7 separate regions of the Mus musculus genome follow, and regions 1, 2, 3, 5, 6 and 7 are each linked to region 4. Evidence: chromatin loops called from intact Hi-C (ENCODE). Cell type or tissue: heart. All regions are shown on one strand. Links, peaks and the distances in the headings refer to the core of each region. The heading gives the core; the rest is flanking DNA.

The links. Hi-C counts contacts between places; a loop is a spot of excess contacts. Peaks named below come from ENCODE experiments on the same cell type or tissue, not always from the same donor. Only the 100,000 strongest peaks of a DNase experiment are listed, where the experiment ranks them.
Region 1: a loop joins it to region 4, with 4 times the contacts of the local background. A loop is called at or near these places in 17 of 42 quality-filtered maps.
Region 2: it touches region 4 in a loop (2.6-fold over the local background); 2 of 42 quality-filtered maps call a loop at or near these places.
Region 3: a loop joins it to region 4, with 6 times the contacts of the local background. A loop is called at or near these places in 18 of 42 quality-filtered maps.
Region 5: a loop joins it to region 4, with 2.5 times the contacts of the local background. A loop is called at or near these places in 21 of 42 quality-filtered maps.
Region 6: it touches region 4 in a loop (2.1-fold over the local background); 3 of 42 quality-filtered maps call a loop at or near these places.
Region 7: a loop joins it to region 4, with 1.8 times the contacts of the local background. A loop is called at or near these places in 15 of 42 quality-filtered maps.

The regions. Positions count from the first base shown.
Region 1 is chr16:23,401,305-23,405,727 of GRCm38, forward strand. No RefSeq gene overlaps it. Among named protein-coding and RNA genes, the nearest start is that of Rtp1, 26 kb to the right of the region's middle. In heart, for the core only: a CTCF peak has its summit at 2,104 (motif pointing left); a DNase peak (open chromatin) is centred at 2,107; H3K27ac peaks cover 558 bases.
Region 2 is chr16:23,105,471-23,109,893 of GRCm38, forward strand. It overlaps Eif4a2 (eukaryotic translation initiation factor 4A2), which reads left to right and starts at 1,998. Exons shown (of 11, transcript NM_013506.3): 1 at 1,998-2,350; 2 at 3,118-3,163; 3 at 3,249-3,381; 4 at 3,650-3,789. The coding sequence starts at 2,322. It overlaps Snord2 (small nucleolar RNA, C/D box 2), which reads left to right and starts at 3,483; the gene lies at 3,483-3,550. In heart, for the core only: a CTCF peak has its summit at 1,929; DNase peaks (open chromatin) are centred at 1,931, 2,281 and 2,781; H3K4me3 peaks cover 2,956 bases; H3K27ac peaks cover 2,658 bases.
Region 3 is chr16:23,149,132-23,153,554 of GRCm38, forward strand. The region is part of intron 1 of Adipoq (adiponectin, C1Q and collagen domain containing); the gene reads left to right. Among named protein-coding and RNA genes, the nearest start is that of Adipoq, 4.8 kb to the left of the region's middle. In heart, for the core only: a CTCF peak has its summit at 2,462; a DNase peak (open chromatin) is centred at 2,470.
Region 4 is chr16:23,222,636-23,227,058 of GRCm38, forward strand. It overlaps St6gal1 (beta galactoside alpha 2,6 sialyltransferase 1), which reads left to right and starts at 2,105. Exons shown (of 8, transcript NM_145933.4): 1 at 2,105-2,594. BC106179 (cDNA sequence BC106179) reads right to left here and starts at 2,849. Exons shown (of 3, transcript NR_152126.1): 1 at 2,833-2,849; 2 at 1,150-1,809; 3 at 1-860. In heart, for the core only: CTCF peaks have their summits at 2,196, 2,396 and 3,365; DNase peaks (open chromatin) are centred at 2,106, 2,766, 3,486 and 4,176; H3K4me3 peaks cover 2,521 bases; H3K27ac peaks cover 3,174 bases; H3K27me3 peaks cover 453 bases.
Region 5 is chr16:23,163,588-23,168,010 of GRCm38, forward strand. No RefSeq gene overlaps it. Among named protein-coding and RNA genes, the nearest start is that of C730014E05Rik, 9.5 kb to the right of the region's middle. In heart, for the core only: a CTCF peak has its summit at 2,083 (motif pointing right); DNase peaks (open chromatin) are centred at 1,044 and 3,684; H3K27ac peaks cover 345 bases.
Region 6 is chr16:23,330,572-23,334,994 of GRCm38, forward strand. All of the region lies in intron 5 of St6gal1 (beta galactoside alpha 2,6 sialyltransferase 1), which reads left to right. Among named protein-coding and RNA genes, the nearest start is that of Gm30814, 6.1 kb to the left of the region's middle. In heart, for the core only: no CTCF peak of the experiment used is centred there; a DNase peak (open chromatin) is centred at 2,380.
Region 7 is chr16:23,285,330-23,289,752 of GRCm38, forward strand. The region is part of intron 2 of St6gal1 (beta galactoside alpha 2,6 sialyltransferase 1); the gene reads left to right. Among named protein-coding and RNA genes, the nearest start is that of Gm30814, 39 kb to the right of the region's middle. In heart, for the core only: no CTCF peak of the experiment used is centred there; a DNase peak (open chromatin) is centred at 2,152.

The sequences.
Region 1 (4,423 bases), core at 300-4,299, 180 kb after region 4:
CCTCTGCTACTACAGTCCCCCTCGGTCCCCCAAAATCCAGAGCCAGCATCTAGTCCTCTATTTACTCAAACAAGCCACCAACAGATCAGAGCCCTGTGCTAGATTCCAGCTGTTCCAGATAACTGCCCTCCCCCTCCTCCTCCTCCTCCTCCTCCTCCTCCTCCTCCTCCTCCTCCTCCTCCTCCTCCTCCCCTTCCCCCTCCTCCCCTTCTTCCTCTTCCACATAACACATAGTAACCAGCAAGAGTCTCCCACTATCTTCATGCTCTTCCCTACTCCTGCAGCCCTGGCAATAACCAGGCTGCTGCTCCCCCTTCCTGCTCTCTGTGCTACTCTCTCTGTCCCAGAAAGGCAGCCATTACTGACTCCCCCAGATGCCGCTGGCTGTTCTTTCCCTTATCTACAATACCACCTTCCCCCAGTAATGAATCAGTCACGTTGACAAGGTCTTCACTCTACAAGGTCTTCACTGTCCTCCTCAAATACCAACGCCCACAGGCGTTCTTCTTATTTCCTTAACCTCTTCTTTCCTTCTCCTAGTCTCACAAGGAAGCAAGCCATTACAGATTGTGGCTGCTGGGAAATCAAGGAGGAAGGGAGGTGGAGGTGTTTGTAGGTTTGCCAAATGAGAGTGAGTGAGAGTGGGAGAAAGCGCCAGGATTCTTTGTTCCCTCCACTTCCTGCACTGTCTCCCCCACTAAGAGTTAATTCAGGGGCAGGTTGGTCACCTGGCCAAGGATCTATCCCTCAGGAAGAATTGGCCCACCCTAAGCCAATAATTATCCCTTTACTGAGGCAAGGCATGTTTTCTTCCCAGACACCCCCCACCCCCACCCCACCCCAGCACGGTCTCCTTCACAGTGCAGCCATACAGCTCTATAAGTCTGAGTTACTCACACAAGCGTGACTTTGCTTTTCTTCTTCCTGCCCCCTCTCTAAGCATGCTTTTCCTAATGGTCTGGGCTTTACTTTTCTAATGCTTTGCTTCCTGCCAGGTGGTCGCTTGCCCTCCCTGTGTCTGAGCTCCATATCTGTTTAATTCAAACAGCATGGCTGTGCCCTTCTCCATTCTCCTCTGGGCAAGATTTCCAACTTGCTACCTTATGATTTTCCTTCTAAATTCTAATAAAATTGTCCTGACATTTTTATCTCATAAAGGTCCATGATTCACCAAAGAATGATACCCAGGACTCAAATAGTATATAAAAGCAAAGAGTGTTTTATTCTGCAGAAGTCCAGAATGCTGGAGTCTCCTGTTCCAATGTGGGGATGCCCATGTGAGTTTGCAGGCCCAATTTAAAGTACATCAGGGAGTCCCGGGGAGGTGTAGGTAGGTAACCTCTATCTCTTGGCTCTATCTCTGGGGACATTCCAGAACCATTGCTGGGGAAGTCTGAAAACTGTTCCCGAGGACATCTGGAAAGTGATGCTGACCGTGTCCTTACCTCAGGGCCAACGGCAGGGTAGCTTCTGAGGTCTGGACTTGCCCGGGTCTTGGAAACAGAAATTTAGGCCTAGTCTCCTGTTTGAAGCCAGCTTGAAGCCTGCCACGGAGTCAGCGTGTCTCAATCTGACTGTTTTTAAAATTCTTTTTATCAAAGAGACCAAGACCCACTAAAGGGGGCCCCAATTTCCCTTATTTTAGCAGCAGTGTTACAGTTTGATGTAAAAGATGTGAGTGTGAGAGAGACAGAAAAGACAGACAGACACCAGGAAATGCACACATGTTTATTAAAGAACAGTGTGAACGCCTTCTGATTATGAATCCTTCCCCTGCCAGGCTGTTGTCCGCCACCACCACCCGCCCCACCCAGCATGGATGGCATTCCTGGGGGAAATTTTAATTCTTTGAGTCCTTTGTTTGAATAGGGTGGTATATTTATAATGTGTGTGTGTGTGTGTGTGTGTGTGTGTGTGTGTGTGCGTGTGTGTGTTATATCTGGCAGCATGTTGTGAGGGTCTTCCATGCTGCTGCTTGCAGCTATAGTTCTTATTTTCACTAAAATGCACTGTAATTTATACTTTCTGCCCAACTCCTAATTATGGTTGTCCAAGTTCCTGAAGTAAGAGCAGAAACTGCTGCCCCCTTGTGGCCTGCGGTGGTTATAACCTTCTGAATGGTTGATTTCTTTCTAAATCAACTGGCCCCCAGGCAGCTAGAATTTCAGGATGCCTGCTTGTTCAAATTACATCTAGAAGGTTAGGAGGTCACATGACTCAACTGGAAGGAACGCTCCTGTGAGATAGCTTTTGTTTACAGGAGGAGGCTCAGTTCCACCTCATTCTGGTTTCTATCATCTTATCAGAAGGAATTTGGCACAAGATGCAGCAGTAGGTGCTCCGGTACTTACCAGAGCGTGCAAAGACAGGATCAGTTACTGTGTGGTGAGGTCATACAACATCCTATTCCAAAAATAGAATATAGAGGGACATTTATCATCTATGCCTGTTTGCATGCTCACACATGTGGGCACACATGCATGTGCATGTATGTGTGTACATGGTTGTGAAGTCTTCCTCTTCTATCTTATATATTAAGGCAGGTGTGTGTGTGTGGGGTGTCTCACCTGAAACTCAAGCTCAGCGAATGAGCTAATCTCGCTAGCCAGCGTTCTCCAGGAATTCCATCTTTCACTTTTGAGTACTGTGGTTACAAGGCAGCCTGACATACCCACCTGGCCTTTATGTGGGTGTTAAAAATCAGCACTTGGATCGTCCTGCTTTCACAACAAGAACTTTATCTACTGAGCCAGCACCTCAGCCTGTTATGTCTCTTTTCCTGGGTGTTTTTCTTCCTTTATTTACCTGGTAATATTGAGGGTCAAGTGTTCCTGGCAGAAGAATAAAGAAAGCAAAAACAAAACCAACCAACCAACCAACAAACAGAAACAATAACAATAACTACCTGGCAAATAACTACTGCAATCTATTTGTTTTGTTTATTTATTTCATTATTTTTTCTTTTATGGAAATATTTTTTTTCATACAATATATTCTGATGACAGTTTTCCCTGCCCCTATACCTCCCACTTCCTCCTGACCTCCATTCCTTCTGGATCCACACAGCCATCTAAGGACTAATAGTAAAATAAAATAAAATAAAATTGCAATCTACTTTTATGTGTACAAGAATGATTTGTGGAAAGCCACACACACACACACACACACACACAAACACACACACCAACACCAGAAACACAAGTGAAACAACAATGAAGTCAAGGGGAGGGGAAACAAAGTCAAGGGGAGGCCTGGGGCTTGAGGAGGGGGCAGGGTACGACAGGCCTTGAGATGTTAAGGGGTTGCAGTGTTTGAAGAAAATGTCAGAAAGGTGCTCATGGATCAGCAGAATTAATACAGTAAAAAGGGCCATCCTATCCAAAGCAATCTACAGATCAATGCAGTCCCTACCAAAAATCCAATACAATTCTTCACAGAAATTGAAAGGGAAAATTTCAGTTTCATATGGAAACCTAAAAGAACCCAGGATAGCACAAACAATCCTGAATAATCAAGTCACTGCTGGAGGTCTCACCATCTGCAGTCTCAAGCTGTACTAGAGAGCTGTAGTAATAGAAGCAGCGTGCTGTTGACACAGTATCAGACACATAGACTGATGGAACCAAGCAGAAGATCCAGTCACAAATTCACATATGTATGGACACCTATCTTTTTTTGACAAAGAACCTAGAAATACACAGGGGAAAAAAGATAGCATCTTCAATAAATGGTGCTGTTCAAACTGGATGGCTGCATGTAGAAGAATCCATATAGATCTATACTTACCACCCTGCACAAAACTCAACTCCAAATGGAGCAAAGACCTTAAAATAAAACCATATACACTGAACCTTGTAGAAGAGAAAGTGAGGAATAGCCTTGAACTCATTGACATAGAAAACTCCTTTCTGGATGAAACACTGATAGCATAGGGACTAAGAACAACAGTTAATGGGACTTCGTGACATTGAGAAGCTGCTGCATGACAAAGGACACCGTCATTTGAACAAAGTGGCTGCCTACAGATGGGAAAAGATTTTTATCAACTACCCAGAAAACCAGATATCAAGACAAATCAAGACAACAAACAACCCGATTTAAAAAAAAAACAAAAAACAAACAAACAAAAAAACAGGCTACAGAGCTAAACAGAGAATTCTCAAAAGAAGAAACTCAAATGGAAGAGAAACAAAGAAATGCTCAACAGGGATGGAGGGATGGCTCAGCAGTAAGAGTACTGACTGTTCTTCCAGAGGTTCTGAGTTCAATCCCCAGGACCCACCTGGCAGCTCAGAACTGTCTGTAACTATTGTCCCATGGGACCTGAAAGCCTCTTCTGGTATGTAGATGTACATGCAGGCAAAACTCCTGTTTCATAAATAAATCTAAGAAAAGAAATGTTCAACATCCTTAGTCATCAGGG
Region 2 (4,423 bases), core at 324-4,323, 120 kb before region 4:
CTGGGGTTAAAGGCTTGCACCACCACTGCCTGGCCACTAAGAGTATTTATAGTTAACTTTGATAAGGCTACTTTCAGATGATAGCTGAGTATCCTTATATTGGTGTCAACTCCATCTATACAGACTTACAAAACCTTAAGAATCTATGCTTTATTTTTAGCTCATGAGTTACTTGGTGCTATTTATGCTGTGAGAACAGGATAAGCACAGTGTTTACTGGAAACACCTCATGGGGGATGGAGACTTTGATTTATTATCTTCTAATTTATTATTATTATTATTGTCATTTTTTTCCAAGACTGGGTTTCACTATGTACCTCTGACTGTCCACTATGTAGACCAGGCTGGCCTTGAAACTCATAGAGATCCATCTGCCTCCATGAGTGCTGGGATTAAAGACATGTGTGACCATACTCAGACTATACTTTTTAAATACAAAATGTCTTCCACAGTTATAGTCTAAAGGTTAGCCTTAAATATTTCCTCTTAAGGGACTTAGGAAAATCCTCAGGGCATGTAATGACAGTACTAACCATAACGAAAACATCTGTTAGGCACATGTAGTCTTCCTCAGAAAAACTGAACTTTGTTGAGTTTCTTAGATCAGGAAGTATTATTTATTTTTATTTTTATGGCAACTTTGAAAGAGACTCTACACAGGATGGCCAATCCATTTTGTCACTCACTCACTTGTCCCTTGAGGCAAGGTCTCATTATATAGCCCTTGCTGGCCTGAACCCTCTAAGACTTGCAGGGATCCACGAGCCTCCACTTCCTGAGTGCTAGGGTTAAAAGTCCATGTCACCACACCCGGTCTCTATTTTGTCATCATTTTGTAACAGTTTCTGACACAATAACTTCCAAATAAGTACAGGTTTTATTTTTGAGTAAGGATAGCACATAGGGCTGGCAAGATGATTCAATGCTGGCCTTAGGGCATGCTGACCTAAGTTCCATCCCCAGGACCCACTTGTGGGATCCAAGTAGTAGGAGACGAATCAACTCCTAAGAGTCGTCCGTTGACTTCCACGCGCTGAGGTGCACACTCAATAAATAAACAAATACAATTTAATCTAATTTAATCTTTTTAGAGCCAAATACTTTTCGTAAATTACCAAACTGAGCCTTTTCCTTCTCTGGTTAGTCAGTCTTTGGTCTTCTGAATTAATGAGAAAAATTTTTGAGTGTTCAGGATACTTTCATATTTTAAAATTCAAGGATTAAATATCTTATATTTTTTTGCAAGGGGCTCGAGTTGTGGCTGACTGGAAACGTCTAGGCTTATGCAGCCATGCAAGTTTATTACGAGCAATACGAACTATATTGTCTCAATTTCAGTAAGGCAATATTAGATGATTAAAATCGTTTTTGTTTTTTGTTTTTGTTTTGTTTTACCAGAAGAGACAATCAGCTCTTGAAGTGCTAGGGCTGAGTCTGCCAGAAGCACCCATTTACATTTCTGTGTTACAAAGAATGACAGGTCCTTTGCACAAGTTGGTAGTGATTCTATCAGTCATTTCTCGCACCTGTTAGGTTGAAATTATTAGCATTATTTTTTAAGCCAGAGCTGAAGACGACCGACCAGAAAGAGATGAAAATCGAATCACCACCCTAGGGACATCTGTTAATGATACTACACACTGTGCTTCTCGTCTTACAAAAATAGAACTGCAAACTGGATTTCCTAGGATGTGCTGGGTGGCCGACATTTTCCGTGGCAGGGGTTTCACACGTTCCAGATCTGAATGGATATTAAATGGCTGGGCGAAATGCCAGGTAGCCCTTTCCTGTCACATTAAACAGCAGTGAGAACGGGCGGGGTAACCCTATTCTGTTCCGGCACGGAACGCGGTGGCTCGGACCAAGGGCACGCTGACGCGCAGGTAGCCCGGAGCTGCGTCCTGGAGACGCCGCCCGCCAGCGAACAGCGCCACCGGCTTCCGCCCTAAGCGCCCAGGGCTCCGCCGGCCTCTGCGGCAGGGCCGCGGAAACCCCGTAGGAGCAGGGCGGCCGAGGAGCGCGGCGCGCGGTCGCGCTGCTGCAATATTCTTCCGCCGAAAGCAAAGAGTCCCAGACCCGTTCCCGATTCGTGGATCTCCGGGAACGCTGTAATACCAAGTAATAGTGAAATGTGGATTTTGTCATCGACTCCTGTAGGGCTTCACCTCCGGTAACAAACTCCAGGAGTACAATTTTGTGGCTTCCGAAAGGGGAATAAGGAAATTCCTCCGCGAGAAACGGGTTCCGGCCGCGAGCCTATAAAAAACGGGCGGCGCCGTCCGCCTGTCTTTTCAGTCGGGCGCTGAGTGGGTTTTCGGATCATGTCTGGTGGCTCCGCGGATTACAACAGGTACGGCGCTCCCGGGGCGGCCGGTGGCCTGTAGTCAAGGTCACTAGGACCCGCGTTGAGGTGGGTTGCTTGGCGGCCACACTGCAGGTATGCGGGCTTTTTCTTAGGGCACACACTTCTCCTTGTGCCCTTCGAGAAGCTTCCATGATGGTAAGACTCCAGATGTTGGGGAGACAGGACGGATACAAGAACGGAGTATTAAGGATGCCCTTTCTTAGGACACATTGTGACATCTTGGCTGCTGCCCCTCCCCGTACGGGATATGGCAAGCGGAGCCGTGGCGCAGACTGCTTAGGGGCGGGTAACCGGGACCCGAAGGTTTATTGGCGGCCAGTGGCGCGAGCTGGCGTTCTTAGGGTTCTGTCGAGATGGGAGATTGGACGGCCAGGGGACGATCACCCTGGACCGTGAAACGGAGCGACGGAGCCGTTGGCATGGACCTGCCTGGGCCTTTCGGCGTCAATCACGCCGGCTTGCGCAGAGTTAGGGGCGGAGCTCGGCGCGCGGAGCACTCGCGAGAGCTTCGCTTCCCAAGCGGGAGGGCCTGGTCCTAGGGCACTGAGTAAAGGGGCGTCTATACTTAGGGGTCCAAGTCCCAAGCTGTTGGGGAGGGCGAATGGCGCTTCGCAGCATTGCGGCCGGTTTTGAGGCGTTTTCAGCAGAGCACAGGGGCGCGGAGGGGAATGAGGTACGGGGTGGAAGGGCCCTTTAAGGGTCTCTGCGTGGCTTGGAAGCAGTATGTCTAACTGCAGTGTTGTTGTCAGCAGAGAACATGGCGGCCCAGAGGGAATGGACCCCGATGGTGTCATCGAGGTAAGGAGTGGGTGTGGACGTTAAAGGTTTGGAAAGGTACATTTTTTTTTCATGTCTTATTCATAGTTTCATTATTAACTTACAGAGCAACTGGAATGAAATTGTTGATAACTTTGATGATATGAATTTAAAGGAGTCCCTTCTTCGAGGCATCTATGCATATGGTTTTGAGAAGCCTTCAGCTATTCAGCAAAGAGCTATTATCCCTTGTATTAAAGGTAAAACTCTATTGCCGTTAGGATAAGTGCTCTGCACATACATGGACCGGAAAAGGGAAAGTGACCTTTGGGGAAGTACTAGCACCTGATTGTATTCCTTAAAGTGAAATGATGGCAAATCATCTTTCGGGACTGACCTGAAATGAAGAGAATACTCTTGCTGATCACTTATGTGGGCGTAACTTTATGTTCCAACTGGAATACATGGTGTATAGTAGAAGTAACGATTTGATGTGGGATCGGTAAATATGTATCCTACTTTTTTTAGGGTATGATGTGATTGCTCAAGCTCAGTCAGGTACTGGCAAGACAGCCACATTTGCTATTTCCATCCTGCAACAGTTGGAGATTGAGTTCAAGGAGACCCAAGCACTAGTATTGGCCCCCACCAGAGAACTGGCTCAACAGGTATTGATAGTGTAGTTCAAAAAACTGCTTGCGTGTTGCATAGGTTTCAGGTTTCACAACTGTGAAGAATTTAAAATTAAAACGTATAAATTGTCCTAGTCCTGTGAGAGCCCCCATTTTAATTGTCCATGCATGCAGGGAGTTTTGTTGAAAGCTAAGCAGGAAATGGGTATTGTAGGTATGACTTTAGGGATTGATTGCACCTCAACAGTTAAACCCATAGGTTTCTCAGGGTGGATTATATCTGTACCCATTTAAAATTTGGAATGCAGTTGTGCAACATGAAAACTGCAGTGACATGTTAAACATTTGACTGTCTCAGTAGTTTGTGATGCATCTGTTGCATGCTATGTTTTCAAAGCACTGCTATATTGGCTTTGAAGTAATACTTCCTGATGAAGCTGCAAGCTTTATTCGGGTCAAGATTATAAGGCTCAGTGCCTTGTGGGAAAAAATACCAATATTTGCCCTTAAAAGCATTTCACTACACAGTGGAGAATGTAGAAATTGATTATTTACGTTCCTAGTTGGTGTTTGAGGTAACAAGGTCCCAAGTTTAAAAAGAGGAGGGAGCATTAAGTTTAAGGTGAATTTTAAGCTTGAAATTAGTAAATTTTGTGCTATGCATGCATAA
Region 3 (4,423 bases), core at 284-4,283, 73 kb before region 4:
CTTGTAGCCTAATCTCTGCCAGTCCCAGAGGAAACTCCAGTCTTGAATTTCACAAGATTCTGGATGTTGGTGCTAAAATGCCAGCAGGTCAAAGAGGAATTTCACATCCCCTTCACTATACAGTGGTCCTGAAACATGCAGCCATCCCTCTGCATAACTCATGTGTGGTTTGCTAGGAAGGCCAGTGGGTCATTGGATGACATGTTCATTTTTTAAACATTTTGAGACAGGGTTTCTCTGTATAACAAATAGCAGAGCTCTCTCTATCGACCAGGCTGGCCTCAAAGTCACATCGATCAGCCTGCCTCTGCCTTCCAAGTGCTGGGATTAAAGGTGTGCACCACCACGCCTGGTCCTACCTGGTTGCTTCTTATTTTGGCAGAAATGACCAAACCTTTCCCTCTCCCAGATGTCTCAGCTGTCGGTCTTCCCCTTAAGGCTGTGTGAGTGAAGTGAAACTCAGCAGCTGTCCACAGTGGGTTGATACGTTAATATTTGTTTACTTTCCTTCTCTCACAAACGTGTACGGTATTTTGTAAGTTTGTAAACTACTCCGCACTTTCTGCCAACTGGGTCTTATGATATTATTGTGAAATCACATTTCTAGGCAAAGAGCATAAAGCCAGGGAGGCAAATAGGGGCAGAATGAGGAGGGGGCTGGCAAGCTAGGCCATTGGATTGACAGTCTCTGGTCTCTCACCCTTTCCCCATGGGGAAGGGTACTAAAAGGCAGGGTATGTGACGGTAGTATGTTTCTCTTCCCCGTCTGTGCCAGAGGTTATCTAGCCAGGACTCTACTTCCACGGGTTCTGTTGGATCTAGATTATCACTCAAGCACCCAGCAGCCCCAGTTCCTCACCCCTAAGTCAGAGCAGTCCTAAGTGACAGCCATTGCTCACTGGCTTACTCCAGACACCCCCCTAGGCATGGTTCATGGAGTCTGTCGCTTAGTCTTCCAACAAACACATAAAGGGCAAAACTGATTGTTTGTACCCGAGCATGCATCTTTTTGAGTAACCCCCCCCCCCAGTATTGTCTCCAAAACGGCTGTGGTTATTCAATGAGATGGTGGAACAAAGGCTTTCCAAATGCAAAGCATTATACTGGATCCTTGCTGTCTACCTCCAACACCTATCTACAATGTTTCTTTTGTAACATGCTCTAGCTGTAGATTCATCTCTTGCACTTGGTTCCATTCAGTAGTGTTTCCTTATAGAAACAGAAGTCTTTCAAAGTCAGAGTGCAACATTTGCTTTGTCTACATAAAGAACAGAAACAATGTGGAATATTTTTTTTTTTAAAAAAGAGGCATTCTGTGTTGTCCTTCATGGGTATCCAGACCTGACTTTACATCCAGAACTCGGTGAAAGAGAAGCCTTCAGTGAGATCTGTCCTTATCAGCCAAAGGCTTAGGGGCTGGAGAGAGAGCTCAGCAGCTAACAGTATCTGCAGAGGAAATTTCACAAAGAACCTGGTTCACAACTGTCTTTAACTTAGTTCCAGGGGATCCAATGCCTTCTGCCCTCCGTGGGTACCTGTACATAGGTGTATACCCCCATGAATATTCAAATAATTAAAAAATAAAAATAAATCTTTAAAAAGAACAGCTAAGGGTGTGCAGCGCTTAGTACTTCAGTCCCATGGCACTCGGGGAATCCCAGAACAACCATACCTGTAAGTAGAGAAAAGCATTAAGGACATGGAGGCGTGGGGGAAGAATGTGTTTTTAGATGAGAAAGATTATTGGTTTTTCAGTAGAGAGAGAGAACTGAAAACTCTAGAGTTCTGTCTCTTCCTTCCTCCCCAGCATTAGGGATCTGTTTTGAGCTACCCTTTGTCTTTGGGGCCCTCCTTACCTGCCTCCATTTCAAGCATTTTGGTGTCTTTCTTATTTCCCCATGGAAAAGATTGGTGCTTCTTAGATTCTTGAGTTGAAGTTTTCAGGAATATGATTGCTGGAGCTGTAAGAAGGGCAGAGTTGACATAAGACACACAATATTAAAAGTCTCAGAGCAATGGCGGGCAAGATGACTCAGTGAGTAAAGATGCTGAACCTAATGGCCTGAGTTCATTCCCCAGGACACAGTTGGTAGAAGGAGAGAACTGACTTCCACAGGTGTTCTCTAACTTCTGTGGGTACACACACACACACACACACACACACACACACACCACACCACTACACACCACACACCACACCACTACACACCACACACACACACACACACACCACACCATACACACACACACACACACACACACACACACACACACACACACACACACACACACACATTAACCAACCAACCAACCAACCAACCAACCAATAGACTGACTGACTGACTGACTGACTGACTGACTGTGATAAGAAAGTTCCAGGGCAAGCTCTGCTTCATTTTCTTTGTAGCAGTTTCTGAGACTGGGTTTTTGATCACTCCAGATTCAGTAGATGGCGACAGAGGCACTCAGAGACATTATGAGCCAATCTAGGGCAGACTCCTGCTCTCCAAGAGCAATGCTAGGGCAGTTGTTTCTGGCTCACTCCTCCCCACACCTGCCAGTTCCAATTTGTGTACGGTCAAACTAGAATTGGGTATTTAAAGAATGATGCTCCAAGGCAACAGGGAGTGCAAGGCTGAATTTAATCAAAGGCATTTAAAATGATCTTATGCCACAGTTTATAGCACCATTAAAAGAAAGTCACAGGTACAGCAAAGAGTGATATTATATAGAGAGAGTGAAAATACAAACCAGGGTAATACCAAATCCTTCCAAGAATAAGAGCTGTTTATTGCTTGGAATCAAGGAAAATGTCAACAGAACTAAGCAAATAAAGGACAGACTCCCTGTACACCTGGGAATGAGGACAGACAGACAGAAGGATGATCTGCACCTAGAGGGCAAGTCACAGCAGTGTGACGTAAGAAGACAAAATGGTGACACACGCTCACACAATCGCCTGCAGAGATGTTAATAAGGGACGGGATGTAGCTCGGTGGCAGAGCAGTTGCCTCGAAGAGATGAGTAGAGAGGCCCTGGGTTTGAGTCTCAGCACTGTGGGTGCAGAGAACAATAACCTCCACATAAAACCAGCCAAACGTTACAGGAACTGGGCCCGCTGGTACACCCACGTAATCCCACATCAGGGAGGCCAACGCACGAGGAGTACCCTGAGGGTGAGGCCAATTTGGGCCATAGACAAAGGCTCTATATTAAAAAAGGGTAAAGCTTAAAAAGAAAAGTCTATGTAGTGGTGCTTGTTTTGTAATCCCAACACTTGAGAGGTGGCAATGAGGCCATCATGACTTCAAGGTCATCTTAAATCCAGTGATGGAGTCTTTGAGGCTTGACTGGGTTCCATGAAACTCATTCTCAAAATAGTGCTCCCCCAAAAGACCCCAAATCAAAACATATCCAAGGCACAACAGTGCAGAAGAAACACTTTGTGACCCCAGTAAATTAACTGACAGGAACTTAACGAGGATCTTAGAAATGACTGAAGAATGAAGATCATTTATTTTGCTCACTAAATTTAACAGTTAAAACAGATGTTTTCTTTTGCTTTTGTTTTGGTTTTTGGTTTTTGAGACAGAAAATCCATATCACTCTGACTGTCCTGGAAGTCACTATGCAGACCAGGCTGGTTTCAAACTCACAAAGATACACTTGCCTCTGCCTCCCAAGTGCTGGGATTAAAGGCTTGTGTCATCCTGCTTGGCTAGTAGTACACTTTTTAAAACTGAGACTACCCAAAGCTGGCAAGAGTAATTCAGCTAGGCCTGCTTATTTTTTTCTTTGCTGTGCTGAGGAAGGAATCCAGGTCCTTGATTATGCGAGGGCAGTGCCCTGCTACAGAGTGACACCCTCAGCCCGAGATAGGTCTTTGTGTGCATACACTCATGTTCTCTTGGGTGGCAGCATCGTTTCTTGTAATGTTGGTATGTATGTTAAATGACTTTAAAGAGAGGCTGAGAGAGAGACAGCTCAGCAGTTTAGAGAGCATGTTACTCTTCCAGAGGATCTGAGTTCGGTTCCCAGCACTGAAAGTGGGCAGCTCACAACTGACTGGTGCTTCACTCCTGTACACAGATCACACACACACACACACACACACACACACACACACACACACTCGAATGAAAATAAAATTAAATCTTTTTAAAAGACTTAAAAACGTTTAGGTGGGCTGGAGAAACAGCTCACAATTAAGACCTTGCACTTGCTTTTCCAGAGGACTCAGGTTTGGGTCCTAGTACCCACATGGTGCCTCACAACGATCCATAACTCCAGTTCCAGGAAATCCTCTTCGGGGCCTCCTTGGGCTCACACACACACACACACACACACACACACACACACACACACACACACACACACACTTTCTCTCTCTCTCTCTTCTCACAATCGCACACACAGAATCATT
Region 4 (4,423 bases), core at 236-4,235:
CCAGCACGATAACCTATATTCCTATAGCCTGCAGCTCTATAGCCCCCAACCAGCATGATGAACTACATTCCTATAGCCTGCATCTCTATAGCCCCCGACCAGCATGATGAACTACATTCCTATAGCCTGACAATCTATAGTCCCCGACCAGCATGATGAACTATATTCCTGTAGCCTGCAGCTCTATAGTCCTGAGATATAGTTCAACATTTTGTCTCTCATTGCAGGTCAGAAGGCCTTACTGATGAAAGAGCCACTTTGGAAAGCTACCAGATGGTGATGCCCCTGCAGTTTTTCTGGGAATATCCCTACATGTCTATTTATCTGTTCTAGACCCCCCCCCCCCCCAGGGCTTCTTTTTAGGTTTGCCACAGTGTGTGGGTATTATCAATGTGGCAAGTTCAAAACCCAGAGTGAACCCCTTCCCTTTCCCCCCCATTGACTGGTTAGAGTTCTAGAAAATAGAACTTAAGAGTAGATGCTGTATCCCATTTTAAAAGAGTCTCTTTCCTATTGTATGGTTCTTAGTTCTTAAATTGAGTGGAAACAAGAGGGAGGTTGAAAGAAAGGATTGAGGCTTTCAATGAACGTGAGGGATACTGAGATTTCTCAAGGGCCTGGGTGACTTAATTTCCTCATCCACAAGTGGGTTTAACACCTTACTGTGTATAACACTGAAACCAGCACTGTGTCTTTGGTGATTCTTGTCTAGATGCCTTTTCTTCATTTCCTGTGTCAGCGTCACAGTTCAGGTGCTTAAGCGATCTCCACTGTCTGTCAGCTCCCAAGTCAGTCTGAGATTCTCACTTAAAGTCCTCGCTCCTGTTTCCATCTTCAAGAACCGCGACCGAAGAATCTACCTAAAGCACAAGGATGCACTGTGAGCCATGCATTAAAATCGTTTAATGGCCTCTTAATGTAGAACAAAATCTTCGACTTTCAGTTAGCACCCTTTCAGAAACAGTCACCCGGGGTCTGCTTTCATTGGCTCACAGCAGAGTGCACTATTATGAGCATGCTCAGTAGGCTAGACTCTACGTTACTTGCTCCACATAAATCATTTCGTGTAAACATGATCCTTAGTGCTGTCTTCTAGCTCTCCATGTTGCAGAAGAGGAAAGAATGGCCCAGAAAGACTGTGGAACTCACCCAAGAACAAATAGCTTCTTGGCCACAGAACTGAATTCACTGTCTGGCACTTTCTGATTTGGGTCTCTGGCTCCAGAGCAGCTGGGGGAGGGTGAGCAGCTAGGGGCTCAGAATCAAAGGATGGAGGAAGACAATCTGAAAGACAGGTGCTGGGGAGGAGGCGGCAATCTTTTCTTTCCCAGGTTGGTGGTGGGAAGCGGCTATCTGGACTTGAAGAGAACGCTCTGGTCCTGGCTCCAGCAATCTTACTGTAGAGGCTATTTTGCTACACAGAAAACCCAGACCAGCAATTTTCTGCGTTCTTGGAGCTCTATTTGATTCCTCTCCCAGCTCAGAGGTGGATATTTGGGATGTGATTACTGCCTCAGAGTAGTCAAATCTCTTCTCTAGGATAGAAAGGACCGAAGGAGCGGCCAGATGGTGGCTTCCAGTTCTCTTACAGAGGAAAGTTTTCAGTCTTTCGGAAGTGGTCTGTGGGTAATCAGAGATGGTCAGACTGCCAGACTGCTTCTTCAACAAGATGTTTCCTCCTGACTTCTCCAGCAGCCGTATCCTAAGCCCAGTGGAAGGAAGGTGCCCGGCTGTCTTTACCTTTGTAACCGGGTCCTGCCTGCCTGCGTACCTACTGTGAGAGTTCCAGGTCGCAGGACTCCAGAACATCTAAAAAAAAAAAAAAAAAAGTTTGACAAGGCTGTGTACAGGATACACTTAATGTTGGGGGATTTTTGTTAAACTCTAAATACTACAGTCTAAGATGTATGTGTCCTACATAAAAATTTGAGTTTTCACAGGGGTTAAATGACTTGTTTGATCAGGATCACCCTGTGCAGAGCCAGGACAAGCACTCTGGTAAGAACGTTTTCGCCAGATAACACTGAATCCAATCCATCGGGACACGCAGGGGGTGGGGGTGGAGGCAGCATTTGGGCTTCCTTGCCTGCCGCATTGCTCCGCCCCAAAGGCTTGCTCTTTGTGGACAGACTGCAAGATTCCCTGCATTACGGGGAGCCCTAAGCAGGCACCTTTAACCTTGAGCCTGCTCGCTAGCGACCTCCAGAGGGCCAGGATGGTTTGGGACCGGTGTGATAGAGCACTTTTCTAGTTTTAACGACTCTATTTGCATAACGGAGACCAAGCGTCCTCCCGCCGGTCTGCCGTGCTTTTCTTCCCTCCTTCCCGGTCCTCTGTACCCTCATCTGTGCTCCCTCTCTGCTTCCCAGAAGATCCGTTCTCAAGGGGACTCACTCGGAGCTTGAGTCCCGGGCTCTTCTCCCTCGGCCCGGCAAGATCCAGAGGCACCTGGGGGAGTGGAGTTGAGCGCCAGCCTGGGTTGGGGAGCCGCCCTGGCACTGCCCGACCCTAACAAAGGGAATCGGACTGCGCGCCGTGCGAGCGCTCGGTGGGCTCAGCGACCGCAGCCGCCTTCCCGATTGAGAGAGCTGCAAGTGAGTAGGGGCGAGGCGGGCGGCACGGGTCTGAAGAAGGAGTGCAGGGGTGCGCTGAGAGGCAGCCCTAGCTGCGGGAGTAGGAGCCGCCGCCCCGGGCTGGGGATGTCTGTCGCGGGTCCAGGGGAGGGACCGCCTTGGCCTCCCCTCCCTAATCCCCCACCCCCACCCCCACCCCCCGGCACGCCAGCCTGCGCACCCATAACAAACCCACGTGTGCGGGGACGCAGGAACCTACACTGCAGCGTCTGTATTGTGTAAGGCGTTGACTCGCGGAGTGAGGGTCTCTTTAGATCTTGCCCACTTTGGTAACAGAGCAGGAAAACAAGCCCGGTGGAAGGAGAGGGGGAGCGCAGGCACCACAACAAACGCACGTGTGCCCCGGCTGAACCTCTTTTGGTCAGGTTATTGTTCCAGCCAAACCAACGGGTGCGGCGCTTGGAGGCCACCTACTACTGCTGGAGAGGTGGGGACCTTTCGCAGCGGTGCTCTGTGAAGGGACGGACTAAACCTGTTGATTTTTAAAGGAAAAAGAAAATACAAACAAGAAAGAGCCGACAAAAAGCCCCCACCCCACCCACACGTATGCTTCACCCATTGGCACGGGTTTGGAGGTGAAACCTACAAGCCCTCATCTCTTCTTCGAGATTTTCTTAAGAGTCGTGGGCTGAACTAAGGATCTGTAGGGTACCCTTCTAAAATAGACCCTGCCCGACACACCATTGTCCCCGTGCACTGGCGACTGCCCCTGTTGGGGAATCTCGAGCGCCTCCCTAGCTTGCTGAAAGAATAGTTCATTTTAACAAAATCCACCAGTGAGGTCTTGGGTTTTGCTTGCTCTTCGCCTGGGAGCTCCCTGTGGCTAGACATTTCAGGTGTCACTGGCCCTGGCCACACAAGGCCAACGGGGGCCCCTCGTCTAGACGGGGACGTATCGGAGGCTCGCAGAGGTAGGTCCACTGTTTGCTGTGCTTTCCCCTTAACTTTCACTCTGCTCACGCAGCCGGATTTTTAGCGTATTGAGGTCTGGGCTTGTCAGCTCTGAGGAAAAGTTGAGGACAGGAAGGGGGCGGTGAACGGATCCTAGGCGACCTGTGCAGGAGTGACAGCATTTTACCAATCTGATGCTGCACCTCGAGTAGTCCCTGTGGAGACTAACCTGTCTCTGAAGACAACTGGACAGCCTTCAACCGTGTACCTTTGTTATTGAAAAAATCCAGGCGACAGCTAGGGAACCTTTTTAATTTTACAGGCAGGAAGCTGAGGTCTGAGAGTTCAGCCCCTTGGGTCTTCCAACTGCTCGGCCTTCATCCAGAGGATTCTGCGGTCGGCTTAAAAGGCAGTAGCCTCAGGCAGGGCGGAGTGAAACAAAGAAAATAATTCAAATTGGAAACTGCGCCCTTCCATTATACCTTTCTAGAGTTCTCTGTTTTAGTGGAGAAGAGGGACTTAGCATTTCCCCCACTTCTCAGCCTGTCCCGCTTCATAACTTTGCTCTGCTCTCCTGGCTGCCCTCTTGTTCTCAAATTGAACTAGGGCCAACTGGAGAGGCTTAGATGTTTTGCGGGCGCTAAGAAGCCTTTGTTCGGGCAGAAGCTGGGGCTGTTGACATCAGCCCCGCTGGGAGGAGAGTGTCTCTTGTAGTCAGCTGCTTCTGAGCCCCTCAGTACAGAACGAAGCATTCTTTTCATTGATTTTATTTAATTAATTTATCTATTATGTATGATTCCCGTGGAAGTGACTGTGCCTTTTGTGTTTAGCAGAGAAGCAGGCAGAGGACAGTGAGATTAGTTTCTCTAAAGCTAGCTAGTTTGTGCTTGGAGGCTTTT
Region 5 (4,423 bases), core at 214-4,213, 59 kb before region 4:
AGATGTAAAAATTCTCAATAAAATATTTGCAAACTGAATTCTAGAACACATTAAAAAAAAATCAACCATGATAAACTGGTTTCGTGCCAGAGATGCAGGGATGGTTCAATATATGTAAATAAATAAATAAATAAATAAATACAATCCATTACATAAAAGGATTGAAAGAGAAAAATTCCCATGATCATCTCATTAGTTGAGAGAAAGAAAGAAAGGAAGGAAGGAAGGAAGGAAGGAAGGAAGGAAGGAAGGAAGGAAGGCAGGCAGGCAGGCAAGCCTTAGACAAAATCTAATACTTCTTCATTGTAAAAATCCTGGAAAGATTAGGCATAAAAGGGCAAAGCTCAACACAATAAAGAGAATTTACAGCATGTCCACAGCCAATATCATCCTAAATGGAGAGAAACTGAAGCATTTGGGGGCAGGTGACCTGGTAAACAGCATGCCTCCACGATCTCTGCTTCAGTTCCTTCCCAGACTGCCCTCCCCTAGCAACTCTGATCAAGACGGGCTGGCGAGCTGAAATAAGCCCTTTCCTCCCCTACTTGCTTTTGGATCATGGTCTTTATCACAGCAACAAGAAACCAAACTCTGTCCCTCCATCCCTTCGTCCTACCCCCCCCACCCCCCATCCCCCCTCTCTCTCCTGAATATTGGGACGATTTCTCAGGTTCTTAGTGGATTAGATGATGTTTTGTTTCTTTACAGGGAGGTCTCCTTGTGTCTCCCAGGTTGGCCTTCATCTGCCATGGTGGCTTGGGATTTTGTGTTGGAACTAGCACATTTGGGTATTGTGAAGCAAGACCCTGGCTTCTCTTAAAATCCTCAAGTAAATGTGCATATTTGTGTGAGCAGAGTTAACTGGCTTAGGCTCAGATTACACACAGTGTCTCATCCTCCATGGGTGTGGATCCTTTGTGAATTCCTGCTTTGAGACCGGGTAGTTACTACCTTCTGTGTTCTGTGTTTCCTGCGTGGCATTTACTCTGGGACTTGGTAGCTGAGTCTGCGACCTTGGATCTATTCTGCATTTGTGCAGCCTGGAACTAAGTCTAGGAATTATGTAGGGACCTCTACAGAGTGAAAAGAACCCGTTTCCAGCAAGCTTCCTGGTCACTTCCTGGCATTCTTCAGCTCCCAGGACCCTCCCTTTCCTGATTCTTCTGAGGTCTGGTGCTGTTTTGTGTAACTATGGTTGGTTTGGAGTAAAGTTCTTAGAGAGACGACAAAGAAGCCTTAGGTTGTCTTGAACGGTTTGAAAGCCATCACCCTCCCTCTGACTCTCTCTGGTCCCAGGGCAAGCTTTCTTTGGGAGCGGTGGAAGAGTGCCTGCAGCATCAGGAGCTTGCAGGCAGGAAAGAGTGGCAAGAAAGGCAGCCGTTTCTATTGGCATTCCTGGTGCAGAGGCTACTTTTCCGGGCCTGTTGGTTCGCAAAGGTGATTTCTGGAGCTTGCTTGATGGTCTGGAATACGCTGCTTCCGAGTCTGATCTGCCTTTGGCCTAAGTCGAGAAGCTGGAAAAGACAAACACACCCAGAACGCTCAGCTGGGCTATTTCTTCAGCTTCCGGCTTCAGTCCTGGCTGCCTACCTGTTCACTTTTCAGGCGCTTTCGGTGTTTGCTGTGAAAGGTTTATTTCTCTACAATGGTTGGGCAGACACGCATGAAGCTCTACCGGTAGCTGAGACATTGCTGGCATCGGATAGCTGATGGGCCATTGGGATCCGTTTTCTTCGAAGGCGTTGCCCCTGAGAGACTAACCATGCTTCAGCAGACGATCCAACACGCAAGCACATGTTGCGTGACGCACTAAGGACGCACTAAGAGGTCGCAATGGGTTTTATTTAGTACAGCATAGGAAGTTGGGAGACAAAAATGATGGCGGGTATAGGGGAGGAGTTAGACGGAATGGACTAGGGGGTTGATTTGATTGAAACAAAGTATATGCACTTATGAAATCCTTAAAGGAAAACAGATGACTGTGGTTCAGTTCGTGGTCAGGGTCATGGCTGTGATGTGTGAGCACCTGCAGGAACTGCTAGATGCTGTCATATTTCCTTCAACCTCCTGGGGGCAGCCTCCTAGAACTGCTTTTCCGGTACCCTTAAGATGCCCCATGATTTCCTTCTCCTAAAAGCCTTTGAACGGCCTCAAGTGGGGACTTGAAGTACGCCCCGCGCTGGTTTCAACGTGCACTTCCAGCTCCTGTTGAGATTTAGTTGCCATTGTGAAAAGTAGTTAAGAGGCAAAGCCATTAACTGGTGCCTGTTCTAATGAAAGGATTAACACGTCCACCCTGGGAGGCCAGTCTGCCTTTTTCTCTTTTGCCTCGCTGCCATGTGATCGCTTCAGCAAGGAGGGCTTGGCCACACACTGCTGTCATTTTTTTTTTTTTTAACTTTATTTATTTAATGTATGAGTGCTCTGTTGCATATACATCCGCCTGCCTGAAGAGGGCATCATATTCCCCTATAGATGGTTGTGAGCCACCATGTGGTTGCTGGGAATTGAACTCATGACCTCTGGAAGAGCAGCCAGTGCTCTTAACTGCTGAGCCATCTCTCCAGCTCTGTTGTCTTAATCTTAGATTTCCCCACTCTCCAGAAATTTGAGCTAATAAAAAATGTTTTGAAGCAGTTTGCTCGAGAACCTACATTGGCCTCCACCTGGAGGTCTCCTAAGTCTCCCAAGAATGGGAGTTACAGTTGTGTGCCATTATGAATTACGATTTTCTATGCCTTTTAAATTACCCAGGGTAGAATTCTGCTATAGCCTCTCCAGACAGACTGGGTCAGCCAGATTCTTCCATGAGTGTGGATCAGAACACACTATGCAGACTTAAAGCTCATAGGTGGCCATCTTCTACTATGCAGTATAGGAAAAAGAAGCTTAGCTACAGAGAAATAAATGAGGGGAGGAGAGATGGGGGAGAGGGAGGATAGGGGAGGAGGAGGGAGGGGGAGGGAAGAGAGGGAGGGAAGGGAGAGGAAGGATAGGGGAGTTCCCCTTGATTTCTGAAAGCTCCCCACGTTTCTCCTCAAGAGTCCTTTGACACACAGTTCCTAGATTTTTACAGTTACTCTTTTGAGCTTAGACTAAGTTTCTTATTTGCATCCAATGACATAGGGCCAGGAACTGTTCTGTGCCTGTGCCCAGGGATCAGTCTGAGGTCTTCTGAGGTCTAGTCATGCAAAAATATTTGTTAATGGATCAACAAAGGCACTATTATTAGGCTGTCACAGGATAAAATAAAAAACTGCCATTTCCCATTTATTTATTAGCCTTCAATTACCATCTTAGAAACCTCTGTGAAACTTTCCATTTCATCACTGGCTTACAGAAGCCATGTATTCATTTAGCAAATATTTATTCGGCATCTCATATGTACAAGACATATGACAATGAAAAAATATCAATAATATTATTGAAGTACCTAAAAGGTATTATTTTATTTAATCCTCATGGCACTTTATAAAACATCACTGACCAAGTTGATCTATCTGAAAGCTGGGTGTAAGAGAAGCTAACGTGTTCAAAGCCACAGCTCTTAGACAGCTTAACAAGGAGCAGACCCAGAGCCCATGTAGACAAGAGGAAGAATCCCAATGACCGTTTTCCTGCTGGCTCTGAGACATTTGGGGCACAGGTTGTTCACAGGACCTTTTGCTTGAATGTTCACGGTCTTGTGGAAAAATTCTTGCCTTGGGAAGTGAGTCACTGAGTTTGTCTTATGACAGAGAGTCTGGCTGTTAACAGGAAACATGAGGAAATGTCTTAGCCATCGTTCAACTGGACAAGTTCTGAGGTCTTAGGTTCCTTGTAGTAGAATACAAGGACAATCCAGGGAGTGTCTTGCAGGGGGAGCTTGTTTAAACCAGCTGAACGAGGCTGAGTCAATGTTAAGGTTACTTTACTTTAAAATAACCAACAAAACGTTTTAAATTATACAGTGCATAAAATGTAAAAATAAGAATTAAAAATAAAATACAGCTTCCTTACCACAGAGAAAGTGAATCTGAAGTGGAGAGGAGTCAGGGTAAATGTGGCCCCATTAAAGCTGCTGCATGGGAAGGGTGACGCTGATTTACACTGGATTTCCAGGTTAGCCAGGGCTGCGGAGCCAGCGAGAGATTTGCTGAAAAGAAAGAAAGCAAAGTACCTGATGGGTGGGATAGTGCGATAAACAGCTAGCCTTACCTGGGTACAAAACCACAGCCGACGAGGGGGGTTCACTCCAGACCTAAGATCAAGCAGCCAAGTTAGAATAGACTGCTCTGAATTAGAGTCTACAGTACGGGAAGCTTACGAACTCCACTTATTACAGTTCTTTTCTTAGAAGGGCCTGACCGAATGTGCAAACAGTTCAGAAAAGTCATTTGCAATAGGGCTGGGGATGTAGCTCAGTTAGCAAAGTGCTTGCCTA
Region 6 (4,423 bases), core at 289-4,288, 110 kb after region 4:
GACAGAGAGATGGAGAGACAGACAGACAGACAGACAGAGACAGAGAAAGACAAACAGACAGAGGCAGAGTTTCATCAAAGTGTATGTCTTGTAGTTGAGGTAGGAGAAGAGGAAGTCTGCTAAAAGGAATTTCAAACACAGAAAACCTTTGTCCCTAAGGAATGTATCGGCCTGTTAAGTGAACCAAGGGAAGAAGGTAATTTTAACAATGAAAGTATCTTAAGAATACAGTAACAAGATGGTATAATTATAGTTCAGTAGCCTACAAGAGTGGCTTTCCACAGTGTTGGGATTTATTGGATGCCAGTAAATTCATACTGTAGCCAAAGCTACAGTGGTTCCAATGGCAGTAACTTACCAGGTAATTCCTGCTTTCTTTGGCAGCCCTAGCCAGAGCAAACGTGGGTTCTTTTATCCTTATCTTAATTTTTAACATTGACTTTCAAGTCACACATTTCATATCACACAAAATATATATCTGTCTATCTATCTATCTATCTATCTATCTATCTATCTATCTATCATCTATCTATCTTTCTATCATCTATCTACTATCTATCCATTTATTTATCCATCATATAGCTACCTATCTCTATCTATCTATCTATCTATCTATCTATCTATCTATCTATCTATCTATTCATCTATCTATTTATATATCATCTATCTATCTATCTATCTATCTATCTATCTATCTATCTATCTATCTATCTACGTGTGTATGTGAAGAGGTTGAAGAGTGACTGAAAGAACTAAATGGCTATTGCAGGGGTGTTCATAGGTTTATGAAGGCCTACGACGGGGAAATTGATAGAAATGTAAGGGGCAAGATATCAGTGTTAGGCTTCAGGGTCAGAACTGAGCTATAGAGTCTAGTGGAGCTGTATAGACAAAAGGGCAGGAGCAGGTCAAGATGAATGAACAGGCAGGTGGGCAGGTCTGGGTGGGAGAAGAGAATGTAGGTAGATGGTAATTCTGTTAGACTATCAAAAGCAGGACTAAACCAAGCTGAACCCTGGAGAACAATGGCGAGATCTGCCAGTTGGTCCTTTGACATGCATACTAGGGTGGTCAGCAGCTGACAGGTTGCTGGGGGTCACTGCCACTGTAGTTTTAAGTGTTTGCCTCGCTATGATCTAGTGTATCCAGTAAGTTTTCTGGTCTGATTTACCTGATATGCCTTTAAGATACCTATGTTATGCCCTTCCTTCTCAATTCACTCTGATAAATTGACAGGGTGGCACCCTTCCTACTCCCAGGAATAAATCGTTCATCAGTCTGTGCATGTGAGTGGTGCCGGACATGTCCACACTGGTACAGAGTCATCCTCCCTCCTCAAGATGGTGTCAAAACCTCCTTGAGAATGGATTCTCTCAGGATGGCACAGACTGATAGACCACTGTTTTACACAATGCAGGGTAACTTGGAGCAGGGCACTGGCGTTTCTATTCTTTTCATGGTGTAGATGAGATGGAGCTGAGTAAATTTAAAAACCAACACAGGTAGAAAGGAAGCCTCTGGGGAGGTGCCCAGGAGGAAGCCCCCCCCAAGCCTGTCTCCCTCCTAGACCACCACTGTGACCAGTAGAGATGACACTATTTTGGGACTTATAGGTCTTAGGTGACTTAGAGCTTCAGGTTTAAATGGGAAACTGGTTAATTTGGGTCAATCTGTGCTGTTAGCATCTATAAGCCCCCACTTCCCATTCTTAACTCCAGGACACGGCAGCTGTGTACACAGTCCTAGATTAGTCTAGATAGAGATCAGGTCTTGCTAATTGCTGTTTGTTATCACAGGGATAAAAGCTCAGAGTAGATGGCCAAGGTCATCACTACACTTCCTCCTTATTGTTAAAAGCAGCTTCCTCTCTGGCAAAGATTTTAAAGCCCAGATCTCCCCCTCTTTACCCTTTTAGGAGACAGATATTGAAAACTAGTTCATTTAAAACAGCATAACGGGACATTTGACTTCGTTTTATTATTACTACAAATACATGAGACATTCAGTTTACAAGGAGAAAATGCTGGGGCTAGAGAGAAGACTCACTGGTTAGCAGTGTGCACTGGTCCAGTAGAGGACCCGAGTTGGGTCCCCAGCATCTATGCCAAGTGGCTCACAAGGGTCATCTTAGAAGACGCTGAGCTCTGAGGGCTCTAGTGCTCATGCACACACACCTCTAGATGCAATTTAAAATGATAATAAATCTTAAGAACAAGAAAATATTTACTTTGGCTCCCAGTTACATGAGAGCCTGTGCTGAGACAGCACGCCATTGCTCACTTTGTGTACGGGACTAGAGAAAGGGGAAGTCCAAGTGCTCTCTTCCAAGACTCGTTCCTAACAAACAAAGGCATCTCACTGGGCTATCCCACCCTTCAATGTTAGTCATAGGCAGGGAGGAGATTCTGGCAATGGAACACTCATCAGAAGCATCTTGTTAACTGACCCAGCCGAAGAGAAAGGGAACTGGACTGGTTCGCATCAGCTTCCAGCAAGCCCAGGCCTTGAAGTCATTTGGAACAGTTTGTCCACAGCTGATTTCTAGGTGGTATCTGTCAGCAAGGTGGAAATCTGCTAAATCAGATATAGACTAGGGATAGAAGTTAAAGTCAAGAAACTTAAAGGAAAAAAATATTACATTTGTAGCTTTCAGGACCCTAGTCCTGGTGGTTAGGGGAGGAATCCCAAAGTGGGGGGGAGTTGAGTTGGGGAGGGAGTGATATAGGCACAGACAACTAGGGTGTACTTATCTAGAGTCTGTTTGATCTGTGAGAGGTAGATCCAAAACGGAACGACTTCCACAACTCCCTGAAGTATTTTTGATTTTTTTTTTTAGTTTAAAAAAAGAGATAAAAATTTTAGATTTGATAGCGTTATCATTGTTCACAATCCGCACTGAAATCCACATTGTAGAAAAAGCAGCTAATTCTGTAAACAGAGTAGAAGCATGCTTATGAGCTAGCAGAAGCGATGGGTTTGCCTTAAAAAGTATGGACATTTGCTTCTCTGTCCAGAGGGCTGGGTACCCAGATTGAGCCGAGATGGTTTTAGCCCGGTCAGAAGCAGACAACCAAAGGAAACGTCAGATCTTGAGCTTGTGACTAGTAATGGTAATCCGTGCTTTACCAGTTTATCAGAATTCCGTTAATCGATGTTAGAACTCTGAACTTCTGAGATCTTAGTATAACAACAACATCATAGAAGGGGACGGAAATTTGAAACATTTTGTATTCTCTCATTTTTTTCATATATCTTAAATAACTTCCTAAGGCCTTCAGAACTTACACAATATTTTACATCCACAGAAGTTGCTTTCTTAGACCCCTGTAACTTACATAGACTTCACATCCCTTTCTTTCCGATATAAATCATTTGACAGAGACATAAGTAGTTATTACTGAGAGCTGTGACTGCAGATGGTAAAGGGGGGAAGGGGATGTTGATATCATTAGACTACTTCCTGCTGATTGGGGCACCAAGTTCCTTGGGGCATGTCTAATCTTCATTGTCAGGATATCTCCAACCAGCCAATAGCAGCAGCAAGGGCAGCAGCTGCTGCCACCTCTCTTGGGGCTGAATATCCGAATTGGTATTCTTTTAGTATCAGAATAAAACTTTGAGTCATAAATACAGTTCACAGGGACACTGGGAACTTACTTCCCCAGGCCTTCCATGGCGCACCATTACAGATTGTCACAGTTCCTTAGGTGACTCTTATCTAAATAGCTAACGATTAACAAAGTTGGCACAGACTAAGAGACTAGGCGTCCATTCTTTGGTCAGTCTCTGTCAGCCTGGATAGTCCCTGGTTAGGAAGACATTCCATGGTCTCTTTGCCAGACTGCTTAGGTCACTGACTTACTGCATCCCATGATAGGAATATTCTAGGTTCCTCTGTTTGGTGCTGATAGCTGCAGCTCTAATTCGTTAGCCATTCATTCATTCATTACTTATTTATTTGAAGATTACATATTAATAAACTGGGCCGTGGTGGAGGACATTTTTAATCCCAGTACTTGGAGGGCAGAAGCAGGCAGATCTGTGTGAATCTGAGTCCAGCCTGGTCTACAAAGCGAGTTCCAGGTCAGCCAGGGCTGTTACACAAAGAAACCCTGTCTTAAAAAAACCAACCAAACAACCAAACAAACAAAACAAAATGAAAACAAACAAACAAAACCAAAAAAAATCCCCAAAGAGCATATTAGTCGACATCTAATATAAAGCATTTTAGAAACTTAAAATATGGGCTGGTGAGATGGCTCAGTGGGTAAGAGCACCCGACTGCTCTTCCAAAGGTCCAGAGTTCAAATCCCAGCAACCACATGGTGGCTCACAACCATCCGCAACAAGATCTGACTCCCTCTTCTGGAGTGTCTGAAGACAGCTACAGTGTACTTAATATATACTGATGAGTGTTCCATTG
Region 7 (4,423 bases), core at 97-4,096, 63 kb after region 4:
AGCTTGGGCTAGAGGCTGCCTCCACAGGCATTTGATCAGCACCTTAGGGAAGACTCCAAGGAACACTTCACAAAGGAATCTGCACTCCCCAAATCCTTGGGGTTTCTGTGGTCACTGCTTGATTAGCCTTTGTTCAGAACATATCTTTTGTTTGTTTGTTTGTTTGTTTGTTTGTTTGTTTTTTCAAGACAGGATTTCTCTGTGTAGCTCTGGCTGTCCTGGAACTCACTCTGTAGACCAGGCTGGCCTCGAACTCAGAAATCTGCCTGCTTCTGCCTCCCAAGTGCTGGGATTAAAGGCGTGCAGCACCACTACTGGGCCAGAACATATCTTTTGTGAGTCTCTTCTTGTGAACAGCTAGTCTGACTCAATTCCTAAGCAGCCATTATTATACCCCAATGAGCCTGACAGTTAAAGACTTTTTAAAAATATATGCTTTCTCCCACTTCTAATTCTAGTTCTGTTATTTGTACCTTTTTCAATCTAAGTGAAGTCACTTTTTATTTTCATATCAGCATGAAAGGAAGGTCTTATAAGCTGGAAGCACAACAACAGTACAGTCTTACAGAACTGTAGATACCAGCCCATGGGTATCCCATGGTGATGATCACTGCATCTTAGACAATTCAGACGTGTGTGTGGTGTGTGTGTATTTGTGTGTGCATGTGTGTGTACGTGTGTGTGTATGTGTGTTTGTGTAGGTAGTGTATGTGTGGTGTGTGTGTGTGTGTGGTACTGTTTTAGAAAACAAAGGGTGTCCAATGAAGTAACTACTTAAGTAACTACTTAAGGCTCCATCTCTCCCTCGCAGTGTGCTGAGGAGATGGGCAGGACTGTAAGCTGTGACTGTTGTGTCACTTTCTGTGTGTGGCCTTTGGGAAAAGCACTCACTGTCTGGGAACTTCAGTGTGCTCAGAGGCAGAACCATTTGCCTGCAGGCCTTTAGTAAATCGCTGGCACCATCCTTTGTGTAAATGCTCCTTACTGTGATGGTTAGTGATCTGATCATGATAAGGGCGTAATGATAGTTACGAGTTCTCTGCTCCCATGTGGGTAGGCAGTGCTGCATGATCAGAGTGTGCGCGAGTCTGGGCCAGTCTGCAGGCCCATTCTCATCTGCATGTTTCTATGTGGGCATATATGACTATCCTCACCACTAACGTTGACTGTAATTCTAGAGGCCTAGTATAGCCACCCCTCCTCTTCCTCTACCTGTTTTTACTTTAAGTATGTTTTTACTTTTACTATGCAGCCCAGGCTGGCTTTGAAATATAAATATAAACGTGCTGCCTCAGCAGTAAGAAGCTGGAGGGGTGGGGTGACAGGTGGTACCACACCTGGCAGGAACAGGATGTTTTGAGACAGGAGTTCCTACATCCACCAGTTCCTCTGTGAAAATAGCTGCGGTTCGAACCACACATGTCACAGGTGGTACTCCACGCACACACAAGAACTGACCATGCAAGTCCCTGAGTGGACTGTGAGAGAAGCTGGAGGAGCCTGGAACAGCACAGGCAGGGGGGGGGGGCCTGAGGCCAGACACAGCTCGCCATACACTTTATACTGAGCAGCCACCACTGCCTCCGGCACACTGGTCAAATGCCAGGGATTCTACGATTGCTTGCTGGGACCTTGGCATCCTCTTCTTTGTCAAAGTGTGTGGCCTGGAGTCCTCCCTGTTGTCTTTGCTGGTACCCTCCACTTTTCAATTTTGTTGCGAGGCTATTTCTCCAGGAGCTCCTTCAGGCCTGCCTCTTTCCCAGCACAATGTAGTTTAACAGGCTTCCCGCAGGAAGGTGGAGATGGATTCTTGGGGGAAGATCTGTTTTTAGAGACCCCAAATGTAGAAAATAGTATGAATGTTCAAGTGACACTTTTAAATCCTGTCTAGAGTCCTTTGCAGTTTATCATGGAGCACCACGTGTACAGTTTGTCATCAACAGAATAAAGTCTCATGACCTTTCGTTTTGTAAATGACAGAGCTGTGCCTCAAGAATGCAGCATTAGGATGATGGTCAGTAACCATGGTAGAGAGCTGGAGCCCCTTCGTGCAGGTCTAGTTTTCTTTCTGGTCTCCATCATGTGTCTCTGGGTGGTACGCTGCAGCTGGAAAGGAGAACCACTCACCCAACACAGCAATGGTGACTAAGCTTTCCATGCTCTGAGAATGCTGAGCTGTTCTTGTGGACAGTAAGCAGGGGGGAAGAACAGAGAAGGAACTAATAACTCTGAAGATGTCACTCTGTCCCAAGCCTGTGCTCTCTGACGGCAACAGCAAGCCACGGATGTGGGCTGTGTTTATGTTGCTAATTTGCAATAGCCTCATTATAAAGTTTTTTTTTAAGGTGGGTAAAATTAATGTAGATAATGTTTTATTTAACCCAATGTGTTTGGAATATTACTTTATTACATGATCAATGTAATTATTATTAACCAGGTATTTTCGATTCCTCTTTCCATGGGAAATCTTGGAATTCTGGTGAGCACGTTGTTCCTGCTAGCACACATCAGTTTGAATAGCCACACGTGGCCAGGGAAAACAGCATGGCACGTTCTTAGCATTTTGCATACATGGCTTCTCATCCCTCAACACCATGCGCAGAACTGAACTAATTACCTAGTAGCTTAGGAAATGGAGCCTCATAAGGTAAGGTCAGTTGACGCCAGTCACAGGTGGGCTGAGAAGGGCTGGAGCCAGATCAGCCAAGGGCTGCCTTCTGCTCCCTTCTCTGCAGTCTGTAAACCATGGAAGTTTGCTCTGGGCCCAGAAGACTGGGGAAGGTGGGCAGAGGCTTTGGTGTTGCTATAGAACCTCTGAGGGGGTTGAGCTGTTGGTGGTGCTGTAGAGAAAATGCCCATCGGCCGAGCCTGGGTAGCCAGTTACCCAGCTGTCCTTCAACCTGTTGGAAGAAGCAAGGGAAGCCATTGCCTTTAAGGGCATTCGACAACGGTAAAGGACCTGGGCCCTTAGAACAGCTTTTGTTTTGGAAATTAGATGACATTCAAGGTTGAAATGACTCAGTGATGCCAGGCCAGGGTGATGTTGGTGCTGAATGGACGTGCTTCTGCGTCAATCCCTTAGCATTATGATGCTCAGTTGTGAGCCGAGGGAGGGAGACTGTGGAATCTCAGCATCCCGGTGCTATGCTGTGGTTTTGCAGGATTCCCCCGCAACCACGGACCGAGAGAGCACCTCATGTGATGACATTATCCTGTTGGTGTTGATGAAAAGCTCATGTTGGGTTTTTTTTCCTCCCATTTGTTATAAACGTTTTCCAGCTAGGTAGTGTTGGTGATAGACTAGCAGTTTCCTAGGAGGATCTAGAATTCTGTATTATAATTTGCTTATTTCTGTGGATATTTAAGTTGCTTTGATATTTGACCTCAGTTTTGGTGCTATAGCGTGCAACCGTCCACTCATGATCTTTTTGACCTTTGAACTGTAAATTATAATAAGCACTAAGTCTTTGGATTTAGCACCCAGAGAGCGCTCAGGTTTTTAGATGTTAGTTGGGCGCTACTTAGCTTCCCTACCTCTGGGTGACACTCGGGCTTTATTAGCAACAGGTATGAAAACTTTATGCCATGTTTTATCCAGTTTAACTGAAGGACAAGTGTCTTGCACTTGTGGGTCCTTTGCCACATTGCTTTTTAGTATCACCAGAATAACTTAACCACTGATGCTGAGACCACTGTTAGCTGGGAGATGCCCTTTTCTCCAGAAACCCAATTAGTCAGTTCCATCTTGCAACTGACTATAGGGTCATCTGACTGGTAATGGTGTGACCCTAGGTGAAGCCTCAGCCTTCCACGGCTGCACAGAAATAGGGCAGGACTTCATTCCAAATTCTACAAACCTTAGGAAAGAGGAGGGGCTGTCTGTCTGCTTCTGTGGCCCCATAGCCTATGGCTCTGACACGGGCTTTGGAGGCACAGATGGAAGTCTTTGGATAGATTATTTACTCTGCTTTTAATCTCATTTTTCCACCCCTCTAAATAGACATAAGAGAGAGTGTGGTAGTTCACCCGTGTAATTCCAGAACTCTTATGCTGAGGCTGTGAGTTTAAGACCTGGAATGCATGGCCACGTTGTGTCTCAAAAATAAAATAGTAAAATAGACGACAGTAGCGTCTCTACGTATACCATTGTTGTAAGGGTTTCATTGTTCATACAGAAAAGTCCTAGTAACAATGCAGTCACAGGCTCCGCCTCTCATCCAATGCTCTCTTCTGATTGACGTCTGTAAGTAGGATTGTAGCGCTTGTTTTCATCAAGGTGTATGAGTGAGGAACCATAGTCAGAGCATTTAACACCACAACCTGCATGCCAAAGGCCCTTGCTGAACACAACAACAAAAGGACACCCATTCTCAGTTCTTTATAAAGAGCAGTCTAGCCACAGTCCTTGGTTTTGACTGTATTT